Linked DNA regions of Homo sapiens: region 1 is linked to region 2. Evidence: read pairs that join two places in POLR2A ChIA-PET (ENCODE). Cell type or tissue: B cell. All regions are shown on one strand. Links, peaks and the distances in the headings refer to the core of each region. The heading gives the core; the rest is flanking DNA.

Region 1 (4,530 bases), core at 166-4,165, 450 kb after region 2:
AAGCCAGAGCCTCCATCCTTTCCATCTCTGAATTCCCTATAGCCTCTGGGGCAGAGGGTACTTCATAATACTTGTTGAGTTGAATTGAGGTAGATGTCAAAGTGATCTGACCTCACTTTGCTCCCCTCTCAAGTGCCATATCCTTCCTTTTCCCTGCTCAGCCTTGACACACCTATCAAGCCATCCCTTTGCATGCTTAATTTGGTTCAGGAAAGGACAAGAGACCAAGTAAATTATCTTGAAGAGGAGTCTGTGTCTGCCTATGTTTAAGTAAATGCGCACACACACCTATCTTTCTGGCTCCTGCTGCCATTCTTTGTGTTGCGCTTAAAAATTGGGGGCCGGGTACGGTGGCTTACACCTGTAATCCGAGCATTTTGGGAGACTGAGGCAGAAGAATCACTTAAGGGCTGGAGTTCAAGACCAGCCTGGGCAACATAGGGAGACCCCTTCTCTACAAAAAGTTTTAAAATTAGCTGAGCATAATGGTATGTACCTATGTTCCCAGCTACTCTGGAGGCTGAGGTGGGAGGATCACTTGAGCCCAGGAGGTGTAGGCCGCAGTGAGCTGTAATCATGCTACTGCACTCCAGCCGGGACAACAGAATATGATCTTGTCTCAAAAAAAAAAAAAATGGGGAAATTATTTATTTAGTTATGCATTAGTGGTAGCTGTGGAGTTAGGCACACCTGGTAGGAACAGCATTGGAATGTATAATTCAAAATACACATGTATCTTTTTATTCACATGAATTCCATTTTATGTGTATGAAATCATCAAGATCAAAGTGAATATTAGATGAATATGAACTCTAGCTTATTGGACATTTAGAAGATAGAGTTTGATTAGTGTTGATTTTTTTTTATTTTAGATTTTAAAAACTTGTCTATGGGCCATACGTTAAGTACTCATAGTATCTCTGTGGAAGAGTTCTGATAAACTCTGGGATAGGCGATAGCCAGGCCCACATGTGGACTATAACTCCTGTAAAGTTACAGATAACAGAATTATATGGTCTAACATGCAGCTCACTTAGGCAGTCCTACCTTTCCAAATGTTTTCTTCAATGCCATATTCCCAGGGAAAATTGCTGCTGGGTAGTTGAAACTAGGTGCCTCACTGGACTTCTTCCTATTATTTGGGCAACTTGTAAAAGCTTACAAACTTTCTAGAAAGTAGCCCTGAAAACAGTTCCTTCGTTATGTTTTTAGCAATACCACAGAATACATGGTTCTATGTTATAGCTTAGAATTGCTACTACTCTTACAAAATTGGAACATAGAAAAGATGGACAAAAACCTAGTATAATGTATCATTATTTCCATTTCAAGATGGCGTTTTGAACTCATCTCTTTTCCTTCCCAAAATCCTAGTGAAATTATCATAGGAATATGAAGAAGCATTATTTATAGTCAGAAAACAGGGAGAAAGAAGCCAGAAACTTTAAAACATTTCAAAGAAAATGTGATACAGATGGGAATCAAATTGAAAAAAATGACTGACCACCTGATTCAACATAGATAAAGGCCATCTCTGTCGGTAAATTTAAATGGGTTAGATTCATTTGCACACCCCTGCAAGCTCCCAAATCAAGAACAGCAGAGATGGCCAGGCACGGTGGCTTACACTGGTAATCTCAGCACTTTGGGAGGCTAAGGCGTGTGGATCACCTGAGGTCAGGAGTTTGAGACCAGCCTGGCCAACATGGTGAAACCCCATCTCTACTAAAAATTAAAAAAAAAAAAAAAAAACTAGTCAGGTGTGGTGGCGGGCACCCATAATCCCAGCCACTTGGTAGGCTGAGGCAGGACAATCACTTGAACCCAGGAGGTGGAGGTTGCAGTGAGCCGAGATCGCACCACTGCACTCCAGCCTGGGTGACGAGAGTGAAACTCTGTCTCAAAAAAAAAAGAACAGCAGACATAAGGAAGAAGTGTTAGCTATGGGGTAGTTGGTGGACAAATCAAGGATTTGAGGAATTGCACTTATACCATATATAGAGAGAACAGTAGATTGAGAAGTAAAAATGAGTATTTATCAAGAACTTCCTGTGTTTAGACACTGTGCTTAAGTAAGTGTTTAAGTGTATACTGTCAAGAGGTAGTTGCTATAAACATCCTTAGTTTAGAGGAAACTAACTTACCCTCTTAACCACTGTGCTGTGGCCTCAGTGAACTCCTGCTAATAATTCTTTAAAACAATCCTATGAAATAGGTTAGTTTTATTTTCCCAATTTTAGAGCTGAGGCAAGAAGATATTAAGTAATTTGCCAAAGGGCCCACAACCAGTAGGTACAGTTTTACCGGTTAGAGAATGAGTAGATCTCCTTGTGTATTTGAATAGCTGCCATAATAAAGAAAGGGGAAATATCTTTTCTACCCACAGCTTCCTCCTTGTGTTTTTTTGTTTTTGGTGGGCTATTCAGGATCTCAGATCGAATCCCAATCTCAGAAAGACAGTTGACAAACCCTGGAGAGGTCAGCTGGGAACAAATGTAAAAGTCTCAGCAAAACGGTGTACTTCCTGTTTGAGGTCTGTCTTTCTGGTAGTTCAATCCCTGTATTTCACAACTAGTCTACAAAAATAAAACTACAAAAATATTTAATTTCCCCTCCCTCTGGGATTTAGAGATTTTACTTACACAGTGCGTTAGAAAACCTCTCTCAAATCCCAAAGACGAGTGATTTGGTATTAAATTCAGTGTTAACCCCCAAGTTCTTTGATTATTAGGTGGTGGTCTGTGCAAATTTTATGTGAGACTGGGCTAACTCTGTGACCTTTTTGGAATTTCAAAATAAACAAATGCATTATTTTAGTTCCTGGTTGAATCTTGGCTTTCTTTTCTTTATTACTGATACATAATAATTGCACATATTTATGGGCACAATAATTAATAATTGCACAATGTATAATGATCAAATCAGGGTATTTAGGATATCCATCACCTTCAGCATTTATCATTTCTTTGTATTGGGAACATTTCAAATCTTCTAATTATTTTGAAATATACAGTGTATTGTTGTTGACTATAGTCACCCTTCTGTGCTGTCAAACACTAGAACTTACTCCTTCTATCTAAGCATCTATTTGTTCTGTTAACCCATCTGTCTTCAATCCCACCCTCACCCCACCTTGAGTACACACATATACACCCTTCCCAGCCTCTGGTGACTGTTCTACTCTCTACCTCCGTAGGATCAACTTTTTTGGCTCCCACTTATGACTGAGAACATGCAATATTTGTCTTTTTGTTTGACTTTTTTTTTTTATTTTTTGAGACTGAGTCTTGCTCTGTCACCCAGGCTGGAGTACAGTGGCGTGATCTTGGCTCACTGCAACCTCTGCCTCCCGGGTTCCTGAGTAGCTGGGATTATAGGCACCTACCGCTACGTCCAGCTAATTTTTGTATTTTTAGTAGAGATGGGGTTTCACCATGTTGGCCAGGCTGGTCTCAAACTCCTGACCTCAAGTGATCCACCCACCTCAGCCTCCCAAAGTGCTGGGATTACAGGCATGAACCACCGCTCCTGGCCATCATTTTTTTTTTTTTTTTTTTTTTTTTTTTAGCTCTCACTTGTTGAACATCCAGTTCTTAGATTCTGTGTACTAAGTATCTATGTTGTACATCTCTGTAATTCAGAACTGTGGTTCTCAAGCTTTAGCATGCATAAGAATTGTCCATGGAACTTGATAAGCACCTAAATTTTGAGGCCCTACTCCCTAAGAGGTGATTCAGTGGTGTGGCATAGGGTCCATAATTTTTATTTTTACCCAAACTTCCCTGATGATTCTGATCCAGGTGGTCCTTGGACCACACTTTGAGAAGCACTTGAGTTAGGAAAGTAATTAACATTTATTGTTTACTATATATGTTATTAACATGGCAGTCTCTTCAATATGTATTTTTACATTTGATATTCATACTGTTGTGAGATTTTTATCCCAGTTTTACGTGTACTTATTATCCTTACAAAGTTTTTGTAACTTGTTACGAGTTTTAAGGATGGCAGTGCCCCTTAGGATAACAAATAAAGCATGATAAATAGACTACATTAACAGTAAAAACTTCTGTTCGTTCATCTAAAGACACAATAAAAGAAATGAAAAGGGAAGCCACAGACTGGGAGAAGATATTTGCAATGTGTGTGATGATAGAAGACTCATCCAGAATATGTAAAGAACCTTTGCAAATCAGTAAGAAAAAGACCTCACAGAAAAATAAGCCACAAACTTGAACAAATAGTTAACAAAAGAAAGGATATCCAAAAGCCAATACATGTATGAAAAAGTTTCCACTTCAATAGTCATTAGGAAGATGCAAATTAAAGTTCAATTTATACCCACCAGAATGGCTAAAATTAAGTAGACTGACTCTAATAAGTGCTGAGAAGAATGTGACCAATCTTGGGGAGGGAAAGTATTTGCAAATGTTCACAGCAGTGTTATTAAAAACCCTGAAAACAGTTTAGATGCCAAGAGCAGAAATGAAAAGTTAAGTTGCATATTGATTCAAAGGAAACTATAGAGCA
Region 2 (4,530 bases), core at 267-4,266:
CCAGGTCAAACCTCCCTCTCTGAAGCCTTCCTCGGAGAACAGAATTATTCTGGCTTTCTTCTGGGCTCTAGTACACAGGTCACCTAAACTAGATTCCTCAAGTAAATTCCTTATTGGCTCCCTTTCCTCCACATCTAGAATAGCACCTAGCAGTCCATGGGAACTTGATAAGTGTTTGGATGAATACATAAGCGAACAGATTTTGCTTTCCATATCTTCTAATACGTGGTTTGGGGGAGTATAGCACCATGTTAATTAGGCTGCTTAAAACTCCTGTGTGTTGGAAAACACCTATGTTTTGGTCTATAGAATAAATAGGGAGTGATTATTTTGTCCCACTCTTTCTGCCATCTCATAGAAACATAATCAAGTATTTCATTACTTGAAGAAGGTTGCTTACAACACATTTAACTGTATCTATATTTTGGGAATGTAATTTTTTTTTTTGAGACATGACCTCACTCTGTCACCCAGGGTGGAGTATGGTAGTGTGATCACAGCTCCCTGCAGCCTCGACCTCCTGGGCTTAAGCGATCCTCCCACCTCATCCTCCCGAGTAGCTGGGACTACAGGTGTGTACTACCATGCCTGGCTAAGTTTTTTTTTTTTTTTTTGGAGATAGAATCTCACTCTGTCACCCAGGCTGGAGTGCAGTGGCACAATCTCGGCTCACTGCAACCTCTGCCTCCCTGGTTCAAGCGATTCTCATGCCTTAGCCTCCTGAGTAGCTGGGATTACAGGCATTTGCCACCATGCCCGGCTAATTTTTGTATTTTTTGTAGAGATGGGGTTTTGCCATCTTGACCTGGCTGGTCTCAAACTCCTGGCCTCAAGTGATCTGCCTGCCTTGGCTTTCCAAAGTGCTGGGATTACAGGCATGTGCCACCACGCCTGGCCGTGCCTGGCTAAGTTTTAAATTTTTTTGTAGAGATAGGATTTCACTAGGTTGCCTAGGTTGTTGGTCTTGAACTCCTGGGCTCAAGCAATCCTCCCACCTTGGCCTCCCAAAGTGCTAGGATTACTTGCCAGCCTAGGAATGTAATTTTTAGCTAAATTTTGTCTAACAACACTATACCTAGGAGAAGCTTTGAGGAAAGCCACCTCTCCCTTAATCTATCAGCACCCTTTTCAACAATAACCTTAACTAAATAATAATAATATTCTTCAGCTGATGGTTTTCTGTATCATATGTGAAGTGGAAATAAAAGCATCTTTAGAAATCCTTACAGCTTATTGATCTCTTGCATATTGGCTTCAAGATAAGCCCCCAAGCCTCTCCATACAGATGGATACCCTGTAGTTGCTGCTGTACTAACATGTAGGAGCTGTCCTTTTTTTTTTTTTTTTTGGAGACAAGATCTCACCCTGTCACCCAGGCTGGAATGCAGTGGCACCATCTTGGCTCACCACAGCCTTGACCTCCTGGGCTTAGGTGATCCTACCACCTCAGCCTCCTGAGTAGCTGGGACTATAGCCGTGCACCATCACGCTCTGCTAATCTTTTGTATTTTTTTTGTAGAGACAGGGTTTTGTTGTGTTGCCCAGGCTGGTCTCGAACTCCTGGACTCAAGTGATCTGCCTGCTGTAGCCTCCCAAAGTGCTGGGATTATGGGCCTGAGCCACCCTGCCTGGCCTCTTGTCTCTTTTCTGACTTCATTTTACACCTCATAGTTTATAGCTAAGTAAGGCTGTAAGAGTTTTTTTTTCCTCATTCATTCCTTCACTTTCTTCCTTCTTCTGTGTCTGTCCCTCTCCTAGTAGTGCATGGCCCTTGTTTACAGAGCTCATTTCTGTCTCTGGACTCAGAATGCCCATGTGAGAGGGCAAGACTGTGTGACCAGTATTAAATTTAAGGCCCTTTTCTTTTACGTCTGTCCTTGACTTTTTTTTTTTAAACTTTTGAGATGGGGTTCCACCATGTTGCCCAGGCTCATCTCGAACTTGTGGGCTCAAGCAATCTGCCCACCTTGGCCTCCCAAGTGCTAGGATTACAGGTGTGAGCCACCACGCCTGGCCCCTTCTTGCCTTTTTAAAATTTTCTTTACCTCTCCTTGTCTGGTTACTTAGGTGTGAAACTCCTTTGAGCCATTTTGGTTTAGAATACCCTCTTCCTGTTTTTTCTCTTATTCTTTAATGTTTTAACTATGATCAGACTCTTGGTTCAGGGCCTTTTTCTTTTCCAGTGAACACGCTAACCATGGGAATAGAAATCACCCACATTCGGTCTGAGTCATGTCAGTGGGAATGTGGGAATTCGATCTGGGGCAGCCAGGTAGCCAGTCAGGTGGCGCTCCAGCCTGGAAGGCCATCTGTACTTTTGGGTTGTAGGCTAGCACACTTCAGGATTCTAAAAAGATGCTGTGTGGAAACTGTGTCTCAGGCCTCGAAAAGTTCCACGGAAAAACATCTCTTCTAGCTGCTTTGTGGTGAGATGCAGATCTAAATCAATACAACATTATTGAGTGCCACAAAACTAGTACTGTACAGGGAGAACCTGTTCTGTACGGGGAGAAAAAAATGAAGTGAAGACACTGTGGAAGGAAGTATGACCTATTTGAATGTAGTCACACGTTTCCTTCTCATTTAGCACATCCTCTTGTGTTCATTTTAGGTTTGGATTGAGGATTTAAGGACAGCCCCCAGCCCCATAGGTAGGGTATGGGTGTCACAAATCATTAAATGTGGAAGTACTATACTAGAGGGCAGTTTGAATTTGGGTAGCTCAGGTAGGTCGAAATGTATTTCTGTTTCCTATTTTTAGTTTAGAGAGACAGTTTAGAATCTGTCGTGATTTTTTTCCCTCCCTAGGTATTTTTGAGGCTCTAATAATTATAGGTTCTCTCCTAAGAAGCTTAGATGTAACATCTAAGCTCCCAAAGAAGATTGGCATTTGCATGTGCACATGCAAATGTTGGTGCATAATTTTTGGCCCCCAAGGTGCCTATGGGTTTCAGAGAGACAGTCCCTATTGTAGAGGAATGGTGAGTTTTCGGTAATTTTTGAGGCAAGGACGCTTTTTTTTTTTTTAAAGATGGAGTCTCGCTCTGTCGCCCAGGGTAGAGTACAGTGGCGCGATCTTGGCTCACTGCAACCTCTGCCTCCCGGGTTCAAGCAGTTCTTCTGTCTCAGCCTCCCGAGTAGCTGGGACTACAGACGCATGCCACCACACCTGGCTAATTTTTTTTTGTATGTTTACTAGAAACAGGGTTCTACCATATTGATCAGGCTGGTCTTGAACTCCTGACCTCAGGGGATCCACCCAAGGCAAGGACACTTTTAGTCTTGCTAAAAGTGCAAGGCTTTTGCAGCACATCTGAGAAGTGTGGGCTGTAAGAGTGGATTAACAGTAACCACTTGGCACCTGCTATTGGAAGTTGAGTCCTGCCCTGTTCCTCACTTGAGTGTTTTTTTTTGTCCTTGAGAAGGTTTGGGCTGGGGTGATGATTAATCAACAAGCACATACTCAGCTCTGTATGATATTTTGTTTCCTCTAGGCCTTTGTTCTGAAAACTCAAAATGCCGTTTTCTTGGACTTTCCTTAGGCACCTGACTTCTTAGGTCACATGCAGAGTGCACTCCGCGTGTGTAGTACCATGTCAGATGGTAGCACAGAAACATGTCAATGAGAACCAGGCTTTGTAAGATGAACAGATGGTACAGTTAAGAGGAATTGGGCGAAGGGTAGGAAAAGAACTATTGTTTATGAAGGGGTCGTTCTAGGCACCTTCTTCCTACCTAAGGAACGCCTGGATTGTGGTGTAGCACAGCCCTACCTGGGCTCCTCACACACCACTCGAGGGACCTCATGCTTGTTACGTATAAGACTTTTCCATATGTGTAATAGAGACAACTTGGATGATCTCTGGGGGCTTCTACACCCTAGACCCTTGTGTGATTTTGGTGCAGAAGTTTCAGTGGAGGAATGCCTTCCTTAGGTTTATAAGTTTTCAGTTGGCAAGATCCTGAGAATGAGGGTCAAAGTGGGCAGAAAAGAGAGCAGGATTTCAGGATTTTTTGTTTCTTTCTTGAGGCAGTGTCTTGCTCTGTGACTCAGGCTGGAGTGCAGTGGCACGATCTCGGCTCACCACAGCCTCAACCTCCTGGGCTTAGGTGATCCTCCCACCTCAGCCTCCCCAGTAGATGGGACCACAGGCATGCGCCACCACGCCCAGCTAATTTTTGTATTTTTTGTAGAGATAGGGTTTCACTATGTTGCCCAGGCTGGTCTTGAACTCCTGGGCTCAAGCAATCCTCCTGCCTTGGCCTCCCAAAATGCTGGGATTACATGAGTGCGCCACTGCACCTGGCCCCGAGAACAGGATTTTAGGTCGAGTTGTGTTCTCTTTGTTCGTGCCCTCTGGAAAGGTGCATTCTGTCTTTGTAGAAAGCTGTCTGCTTGTTCTGTTGAGTCCTCCAGGTGGCATGCACATCCTTGACCAGCAGCAGAGGAAGAATTTTTGTGTTGGGGATCTTAGTTATTGTTAGGAACAGGCTCTCGGAAATGCCTCTCGCCCTTGATTTTTGGGGATT

Evidence for each region. ChIA-PET counts read pairs that join two places held together with the same protein. Peaks named below come from ENCODE experiments on the same cell type or tissue, not always from the same donor. Only the 100,000 strongest peaks of a DNase experiment are listed, where the experiment ranks them.
Region 1: POLR2A ChIA-PET joins it to region 2 with 5 read pairs; 2 of 35 experiments call an interaction of 5 or more read pairs at or near these places.

The regions. Positions count from the first base shown.
Region 1 is chr9:113,230,943-113,235,472 of GRCh38, forward strand. All of the region lies in intron 1 of SLC31A1 (solute carrier family 31 member 1), which reads left to right. It overlaps LOC107987119 (a long non-coding RNA gene), which reads right to left. Exons shown (of 3, transcript XR_007061737.1): 3 at 3,836-4,530. Among named protein-coding and RNA genes, the nearest start is that of SLC31A1, 12 kb to the left of the region's middle. In B cell, for the core only: no CTCF peak of the experiment used is centred there; a DNase peak (open chromatin) is centred at 2,159; H3K4me3 peaks cover 863 bases; H3K27ac peaks cover 1,362 bases.
Region 2 is chr9:112,784,787-112,789,316 of GRCh38, forward strand. The region is part of intron 1 of SNX30 (sorting nexin family member 30); the gene reads left to right. Among named protein-coding and RNA genes, the nearest start is that of SNX30, 36 kb to the left of the region's middle. In B cell, for the core only: no CTCF peak of the experiment used is centred there; a DNase peak (open chromatin) is centred at 2,575; H3K4me3 peaks cover 716 bases; H3K27ac peaks cover 1,396 bases.